Regions from separate parts of the Homo sapiens genome. Here region 2 is linked to region 1. Evidence: chromatin loops called from intact Hi-C (ENCODE). Cell type or tissue: CD4-positive, alpha-beta T cell. All regions are shown on one strand. Links, peaks and the distances in the headings refer to the core of each region. The heading gives the core; the rest is flanking DNA. Region 1 holds the start of PIN1 (peptidylprolyl cis/trans isomerase, NIMA-interacting 1). Region 2 holds the start of SHFL (shiftless antiviral inhibitor of ribosomal frameshifting).

What was found. A loop is a pair of places that touch in the nucleus more often than their neighbours do. Peaks named below come from ENCODE experiments on the same cell type or tissue, not always from the same donor. Only the 100,000 strongest peaks of a DNase experiment are listed, where the experiment ranks them.
Region 2: a loop joins it to region 1, with 2.8 times the contacts of the local background. A loop is called at or near these places in 4 of 110 quality-filtered maps.

Annotation. Positions count from the first base shown.
Region 1 is chr19:9,832,728-9,837,107 of GRCh38, forward strand. PIN1 (peptidylprolyl cis/trans isomerase, NIMA-interacting 1) reads left to right here and starts at 2,591. Exons shown (of 4, transcript NM_006221.4): 1 at 2,591-2,675. The coding sequence starts at 2,618. It overlaps PIN1-DT (PIN1 divergent transcript), which reads right to left and starts at 2,288. Exons shown (of 2, transcript NR_183873.1): 1 at 2,137-2,288; 2 at 1,352-1,951. RefSeq lists silencers at 2,293-2,632, 2,663-2,882. In CD4-positive, alpha-beta T cell, for the core only: a CTCF peak has its summit at 2,570; DNase peaks (open chromatin) are centred at 2,094 and 2,454; H3K4me3 peaks cover 1,629 bases; H3K27ac peaks cover 524 bases.
Region 2 is chr19:10,083,730-10,088,109 of GRCh38, forward strand. SHFL (shiftless antiviral inhibitor of ribosomal frameshifting) reads left to right here and starts at 2,588. Exons shown (of 8, transcript NM_018381.4): 1 at 2,588-2,719; 2 at 3,200-3,323; 3 at 3,522-3,571. The coding sequence starts at 2,699. RefSeq lists silencers at 2,287-2,506, 2,577-2,856. In CD4-positive, alpha-beta T cell, for the core only: no CTCF peak of the experiment used is centred there; DNase peaks (open chromatin) are centred at 2,522 and 3,372; H3K4me3 peaks cover 2,040 bases; H3K27ac peaks cover 1,860 bases.

The DNA of each region.
Region 1 (4,380 bases), core at 267-4,266:
GGGAATTTGTGGTTTAGTTAATAGTATTATATTGATATTGGTTTCTTAGTGTTGATAATTATATTATAGCAGGGTTTCTAAGCTTTGGCATTGTTGACTTTTTTGGGTTGGATTTTTTTTTTTTTTTTTTTTTTTTGAGACAGGCTGGAGTGCAGTGGCACGATCTTGGCTCACTGAAAGCTCCACTCCAGGGGTTCAAGCAATTCTCCGCCTCAGCCTCCCGAGTAGCTGGGATTACATGCGCCCGCCACCACACCTAATTTTCGTATTTTTAGTAGAGATGGGTTTTCACCATCTTGGCCAGGCTGGTCTTGAACTCCTGACCTCTTGATCCACCCACCTTGGCCTCCCAAAGTGGTGGGATTACAGGCGTGAGCCACCGCACCCAGCCTTTTATTTTTATTTATTTATTTATTTTTTGAGACAGAGTCTCCCTCTGTCACCCAGGCTAGAGTGCTGTGGCAAGATTATGGCTAATTGCAGCCTCTTAACTCCTAGACTCAAGAGATCCTCCCACCTCAGCCTCCCAAGTAGCTGGGATTACAGGCACGTGCCACCACACCCAGTGAATTATTTTTGTAGAGATAGGGTCTTGCCATGTTGCCCAGGCTGGTCCCCAACTCTGGGCTCAAGCGATCCTCCTGCCTTGGGCTCCCAAAGCCCTGGATTACAGGTGTGAGCCACCACACTCAGCCCTTGGATTGGATAATTCTTTTGGTGGGGGCTGTGCCTTGAAGGATGTTAGCAGCATCCTTGGCATCTAATACTAAATGCCAGTAGCCAGTAGTATCTCCTGTTCCAAAATGTCTGAAGGTGTTGTAACAACCAAAAATGTATCAAGATGTTGCCAAATGTCCCTTGGGAAACAAAATCGCTACTGGTTGAGAATTCTGTTCTATTGTTTATTTAAGACGCTAATATTAGGGAAGTTTGGGTGAAGGGTACATGAAAACCCTACTGTTTTTGTAACTGCCCATGTCTAAAATTATCTTTATAAAAAGTATCTTTTTAATATTATGCTAATACTTGTAAAAAATGTTCTATTAAAACTTAAACTTTTTTTGTTTTTTGAGATGGAGTCTCGCTCTGTCACCTACGCTGGAGTGCAGTGGTGCGATCTCGGCTCACTGCAACCTCCGCCTTCCAGGTTCAAGTAATTCTCCTGTCTCAACCACCCGAGTAGCTGGAATTAAAGGTGCCCACTATCACGCCTGGCTAATTTTTGTATTTTTAGTAAAGACAGGGTTTCACCATGTTGGCCAGGCTGGTCTCGAACTCCTGACTTCAGGTTATCCACCCACCTCGGCCTTCCAAAGTGCTGGGATTACAGGTGTGAGCCACCGAGCCTGGCTTGAGTGCTTTATGTGGATTAATTTATTTAATGTTCACATCAAACAGAAGGATGTAATTGCTTATCCCCGCTTTGCAGATTGGGAAACCGAAGTACAGAGTAACGTTAAGTAATCAGTTCAAGGTCGCATAGCAAGTGTCAGTCCCAGGCTTTAAACCCAAGTCTGGCTCCAGACTTCTCTTAGCCTTCTACTGCATCCTGCGTCTAATTTGTTGTGGGCAGGTTTCCCTATGAGTTCACTTCACTGAGCCTCATTCTTTTTAACGGTCACATAGGGTTCTATGCTAGGTGAACTGTAGTTGCACCCTTTGCTGTCAGTGTCTTCAACTCCCATATCTACCCACAGTTCCCCAACTCTGGGTCCCCAAATACCTCCCCTGTGTCCCACGGGCTCTGCAGACTCTATTTTAAGTTGGCTAAAACTGAGCCCATCTCCTCCCACCTGCACCTCCTCCGTGTTCTTATATGAATGTCAATGTCGGCACCCACTGGTCACCCAGGATGGAGGAAGGAGCCAGACTGCGAGGGAATAAAGGAAGTAAGCAGGTTCCAAAGGACGTGGAAGGCCTTTGGGTCCAGAGCCTAGGGAAAAGTTGAGCCCTGCAAAAAATAAAAGAGGCTGGGTTAGCTTTGGACATCTGTGGGAAACAGGTGGGAAGAGGGAGGATGGAGGAGCCAAATTTAAGCATCGGGTACTTAGGTGCTCATCTCCAAGGCAACTGCATTGCTATGGCAACAGCAGAGGCAGCACCGCCCCGCCCAAGTACCTCCTGGACCGCCGTTACCTCTGCACCAGCCAGACTCTTCCGCATGGGAGGGCTGGGGGCTTGCGGACCTCCGGGAACAGCTCAGGCAGGCGGGAGTTGCTGCGGCATTAGCCAATCCATAAGCTCTATCCCGCCTGGGTGGGCTCTGCGGCGACGCGCGCCAAGAAGGGGTCGGGAGTTTTTTGGCGCTCGCTAAAGGGCGTTGAGAAGGGCGGGCCCGCGTCGCTTCGGACCACTCAGGAGCCGAGGAGAGCGAGTGGGCGGGGCCAGGCTGAGGCTGGCCGGGGGCGGGGCGCAGGGATAACGTGGGAGGGTCCGCCCAGCCTTTCTTCTACCCAATAGAAGGCCAGAAAGCCAATCCGGACCGTTAGGGAGCCCAATGGGCGTCGCCGCCAGGCCCCGTTGCAGAGCGCGTCTAGCCAATAGGCAGCGGCGGCGGGCGGGCGCGGGCGACAGGCGGCGCAGCTGAGGCGGAGCAGGCGCTGCGGCAGGAGGGAAGATGGCGGACGAGGAGAAGCTGCCGCCCGGCTGGGAGAAGCGCATGAGCCGCAGCTCAGGTGCCGCGGGGGTCGGGGCTGGGGCGGGACTGCGCGGGCCCGCGTAAGCAGGGCTCGAGCTCGCCCCTTGGGCGCGGCGGCAGCGCTGCCTCCCTCCCATGGGGTCCTGGCTCTTCCGCGTCGTCCCCGGGGTAACGGCCCCGGCCCGCCCTGTTGTGGGGACTGCGAGCCTCAGGAGCCGCCGGGAAGCCTGAGGAAGCTGAGGCAGGGGGCTGGGCGGGTGAGGGTCCGGGGAGTCCGGGGCGATGGCCCTGGCCCTGCCGGCCCGGCTGATACCTCTCGGCCTAATGCACCTGACACCCCGGGGGACGTCTCTGCACCTTGCTGGGCCCGGGGGCACCCCTGGGAGGGAGACACCCCAGTACCCTGCAAAGGGCGTAGGGTGTTGCCCGGCCTCGGGTCCACAACCTACCCCTGCTAACACCCCTACTGTGTACACCTAATGCTGAGTCTGCGACATCGCCCGTGACATTCTGCCAGACGATGGCCCCTGTGCTTAGGCCCGATTTAAGGGTTAGCCACAATGATAATATTGCCAGTAACAGGGCATGTTTTTCTCTGTGTCAAGCGCTTTAAGTTCTCTCTGAATTGCCGCAACTCTGGGAGCCAGGTAGTTATTACTTCCACCTTACCAGCAAGGAAACTGAGGTCAGAAAACTGAAGGAACTCGTCCAAGATCATTCATTTCAGGGGCCGGGGGTTGGATTAGGACCTAGGCAGTTTGCCTACAAATCCCCCTCCCCGTGTCACTGCAAACTCCTGAGGAGCAGGCCCAGCATCTGTGGGCAGGTCCCGAGTCACTCTGCTGCCTCTAGAGCCCATAGCAATCGCATTTGCAATAATAATTCTCCTTGGTTGAGTGCCAGGTTCTGGTGAACTGTTTGGATACATGGACTCTCCTCATTAACCCCATGAGGTTTGATCTCCTTATTCTCTATTCCCCATTTTTCAGATGAGAAAACTGAGGTGCAGGGAGATTAGAGCCCATTGCCAAGGTTTTAGAGTGAGTCAGTAGCTCAGCTGCATTTGCACCTGGAACCCGCGCTCTCGCCCACCCTGCTCTAGCCCTGGCCTGTGGCTGGGACCTCCAGCATAAACCGGATGCTCTGCCCAGCTCTGGGCCCATTTCTGCTGTTTCTGCTCAGTTCAACCCTGATGGCTTCCTTTATGGGTGACACTCCATGTCACCCAGGCGAACTGTCAGCCTTTGGAGTGGCACCCAGTAGGGTCTTTACTTCCAGTTTCTTGTTCACAGTCTTCACTCCTTCATACCCCTCACTCCCTGGGTAACATCGGGCCACCAGTAATGCTGGTTCCTAGCTCTGCAACACCATGCACGGTGTAGTAGCTAAGAGCAGAGCTTTCGGGTGTGAAGTACCTGAGTACAGTTCCTGCCTTCCCCTGTGTGTGCCTGGAACAGAGTAAACACTCAGGAAGCGTTACCCACTGCTGCCATTCCCAGAGATGCAAAAGGTGAGGTCTCCGTTTTGCCATCTATACAATAGAGATAATAAAGGCTATCCCACTCTTAATGTGTGCCAGTTTCTGTCCTAGGCATTTTGTAGATGTGTGAGCTTATTTAGTGCTTTCTTATTATTATTTTTGGAGATGGTCTCACTGTGTGGCTCAGGCTGCAGTGCAGCCTCTGCCTCCCAGGCTTAAGCAATCCTCCCACCTCAGCCTTTCAAGTAGCTGAGACCACAGG
Region 2 (4,380 bases), core at 76-4,075, 250 kb after region 1:
CCCAACTACTCGGGAGGCTGAGGCAGGAGAATTGCCTGAACCCGGGAGGCAGAGGTTGCAGCGAGCCGAGATCGTGCCACTGCACTGCAACCTGGGTGACAGAGCAAGACTCTGTCTCAAAACAAAAACAAAACCCAAACAAAACAACAACAAAATAACAAACAAATTAGCCGGATGTGGTGGCACATACCTGCAGTCCCAGCTACTCAGAAGGCCAAGGCCGGAGGATTGCTTGAGCTCAGGAGGTTGAGGCTGCAGCGGAGCTATGATTGTGCCACTGCACGCCAGCCTGGGTGACAGAGTGAGACCCCGTCTCTTAAAACAAATTTAAAAAAATGCTAGCTCTACGAGGGCAGGGATCTTTGTTTTGTTTGCTGTCATGTCCACAGTGCCTGGAACAGCATTGGGAACAGAGTACACGCTCTATGTGGTTGCCACGGTGATTATAACCTAACAGACCTTTGGTCTGCATATTCTGCGCTAAAAAAAAAAATCAAAAAACAAAAAACCTACCAGATCTGATTTATGTCAGGGCTAGCTCAGACTCTTACCTGTTTCCTGCCCACTCAGTGCCCATCTCGGCCAGTGAATGGGACATAGCTATGACCTCCCTCTGCACTGGGCAAATAGATTAGTAACTGGCAACTATGACAGGCGATCCACTCCAAACCTCGCCACTTCCCTCAGGATAAAATCCCAGGTCTTCTGTGCAGTTTCCAGCCCCCATCCTGCCTAGGATTCCACCATTCAGCCACAAGGAATCATGAACTGCTTGTAGTTTGCAAATACAGTAGTCTCCAGAGTGGAGTACATACACCCTATAAACAAAGCTTTGGGGTTCAACTGGAAAAACTTTAGAATATCTAGATTTGGGGGGTTTTATTGTTTGTTTTTTAGTCTTTTAAAAATAACTTTTTCCTTTTCTTTTTTCTTTTTTTAAAGACAAGGTCTTGCTATGTTGCCCAGGCTGGTTTTGAACTCCTGACCTCCAGTGATTCTCCCACCTTGACCTCCCAAAGTGCTAGCATTACAGGTGTGAACCATCATGCCCAGCTCCATTTATCTATCAATATTTTATATAACAGTTAACAGAATATATTGATATAATTGTATTTGTATATAATTTATAAATAATATCCATCTTTGAGGCCAGGAGTTTGAGACCAGCCTGGGCAACATAGTGAGACCCCGTCTCTACAAAAAAAATAGAAAATTAACCAGGCATAGTGGCATATGCCAGTAGTCCCAGCTACTTAGCAGGCTGAGGCAGGAGGATCGTTTGAGCCCAGGAGTTAGAGGCTGCAGTGAGCCACCATCAAACCACTGCACTCCAGCCTGGGCAACAGAGCAAGATCTTGTCTCAAAAAATAAATAAATGAATAAATATCCATCTGGGGGTGTAACTTTAACACTTTTACCTATAGGGGTGTGCAATGGAGAAAAAAATTTGGAGTCGTTGAACACAATGCTATTTTGCTCCTCAGAGAGTATCCGGCAGTCTCTGGAGACGTTTTTGGTAGTCACAACAGGGAGAGTAGGGAACCACTGGCATCTAGTGGGTGGAGGCCAGGGATGGTGTTAAATGTCCCCCAATACACAGGACAGTCCCCCACACAAAGAACTAGGCCGCCCAAAGTGTCAAGAGTGCTGGGCTTGAGAAGCCATTGCCCAAAAACCCCAGACTTAGTCTTGCTTTGGGGGCTCTGCACGGCTGCCTCATCTCCCCACTCTATTCCTCCCCTAGCTAAGACCTCCAATTTCAGTGACTCTACAAAGCATCCCCTCCTCCAATGAAGTTGCCATCTCTGTGTCCCCAGGCTGGGCCAGAGCCCCACCACCTAAGGGCTCCCTGATGTGCCCTGTACTGGGTTAGAATTGTCCGTCCCACGGGGTTCTTAACCATTGCAGATTCCCTGGATCCCTGAGACAGCCGGATTCTACCGGGCTACTAGAGACCAAGAATCTGTATTTTTCTCAAGCACCGCTCCCCCCAACCACACACACACTGCCTGCCCCTATCAAGGGCACACAGCAGGTGGCCCAGTGACTAGTTGAACGCCTACTGCAAGCCAGGCGCTATTACGCGATCCACTCGGGAATCTTGGCACATACTCCACTCCATGGTGTAGACACCAGGATTCTCCCCATTTCACAGAGGGGTAAACTGAGGTTGAGAGAGGTGACCGTAGCTAGGACAGAGACTCAGGGCAGGAAAAGGGCCCAGGTCCTCATGAGCGCCAGATTCCCGGGGAAGGAGGGAGAACAGAGAGGAGGGTGATGAACTGGGGGAGCGCGCGCTGGGTGGGGGGGCGCGGGGCCTCGCCGCGGCCTTCTGATGCGGCCCCGCCCCCACGAGGGACGTGAAGACGCGGACCCCGCGCAGCGTGGGGACATGTGACCGACTGCAGAGGCCGCGCCGCCTCCCCCGTCCGAGGTCTGCGCGCTCCGCCGCAGGGTGCAGACCCGGGGCGCCCGCCTGGGTTTGGGGCGCAAGAGCAGAGGCGGAGCCAGGGCGGAGCCAGCGCGCCGGGTCCCCCCTGAATCGAAAGCGAAACAGGGGCCGGGGAGGAAGGGCGGAGCCGGCCCCGAGGCACCGCCCCCTGCCCTGCGCGGCTGCTGGACCGACGGGCGCACCCAGGTAGGGGGGCGGCTGAGCCGCGCAGTGCGGACCCTCGCGGGGAACTGCGCCGCCGCCACCATGTCTCAGGAAGGTGTGGAGGTAAGCGATGGCTACGGCTGGGCCGGGGTCAGCCGCGACAGACCCCGAGGAGCGGCCGGGAGGCGCGGAGGGGGCTTCGCAGTTCCTGGGGACCCCCATCCTAGAACCCCAGATCCTTACCCCTGCCTGGCGCTCGCCCCCCTTGAAAAGGAAAGTGACTCCCACGTTTCCCCAGAGCGAAATGAGGCCTCCCCGAGGAAAAGCGGGGGCTGCAGGGTCAAAGGTCAGAGGCCAGAGATAACCTGGCCGCCCCCCCACACCTTAGGCTGGGACGCTCGCCCCAGTCCGCGCCTTCCCCCAACGCCCTGTGGGGACTTTGGCTTTTTCCAGGAAATGCCGTAAAGGGATGAAAGGCGGGGGGGGGGCGGCGGAGGCCAAAACCAAGGGTCAAGTTCGGGCCGGGAGAACGGTGCCTAGAGATGGGGGAGGGATGATCCCGTTTCCCCTTCCCCCACCGGAACCCCCCTGTCTCCATCCCAGCTGGAGAAGAGCGTCCGGCGCCTCCGGGAGAAGTTTCATGGGAAGGTATCCTCCAAGAAGGCGGGGGCTCTGATGAGGAAATTCGGCAGCGACCACACGGGAGTGGGGCGCTCCATCGTGTACGGTGAGGCTGCAGGGGTCCCGGGCCTGGTGCGGGGACCGCGCGTGGGAGCGCCGAGGGGGCGTGGTCTAGGGAGAGGCGTTGAGATCACCTCCCCCGGAGGTCCCAGCCTTGGGGAGGCTCTGCGTCGCGGCTCTGGGTGGCCTGGAACTCCCACAGACCCTTCAAGGGCCCTTCCCTTATATGCACTCTCCCCCGCAGGGGTAAAGCAAAAAGATGGCCAAGAACTAAGTAACGATCTGGATGCCCAGGTAACCTATCCCCTCCCCTCGCAAAGGACCGGGTCACGGGAGGGAGAGCAAGAGGGGGGACCCGACCCGTTCATGGTGACTGACCCCCCTCTGAAACAGGAGGGACCAGGCATTGTCGGTCCATAACTCATCACCCAATCTCACTTTTTCACCTCTCCATCATTTGTCCGGCCAGGGAGCCTGCAAACAGTAGGCGCTCATTATGTGCTGATTGTATTCAATGGGGGAGAGAGCCATGAAACTAAGCAATGAAAGGAGCCAGGATTATTGCCATCATAGCGGGGGCGCAGAGGTCAGAGAAGGCTTACTGGAGGAGGAGGTACCAAGTCTTAAAGGATGGGGAGGAGTGAGCCCTGGGAGGGGAAAGGGAAAGAAAGGCAGGGGTCTTGGGGTGGGGGAGGGAATGGCATAAGCAAAGGCTGGGAGGTGGGGAAGGGTTGTTAGTGGCAGTCTCTAGAAAGGCTAGGATGAGCAGAGGATTGGGGAGGAGAGAGAGGCAGGGGAATGGAACCCTTGTGTTGAATGAATGAATGAATGAATGAATGAATGAATGAATGAATGGCTTTGAAGCACAGGTGCATCATGGCTACTTTGCTTCTTTGACAGCTTTGGTGATGGGAACGCTGTGGATTTAGCCTGCCTGAAAGGCTTAGTGTAGGGCTGTTAAAGAGTATAATAGGCCAGGCGCGGTGGCTCACGCCTGCAATCCCAACATTTTGGGAGGCCGAGGCGGGCGGATCACCTGAGGTCGGGAGTTTGAGACCAGCCTGACCAACATGGAGAAACCCGTCTCTACTAAAAAATACAAA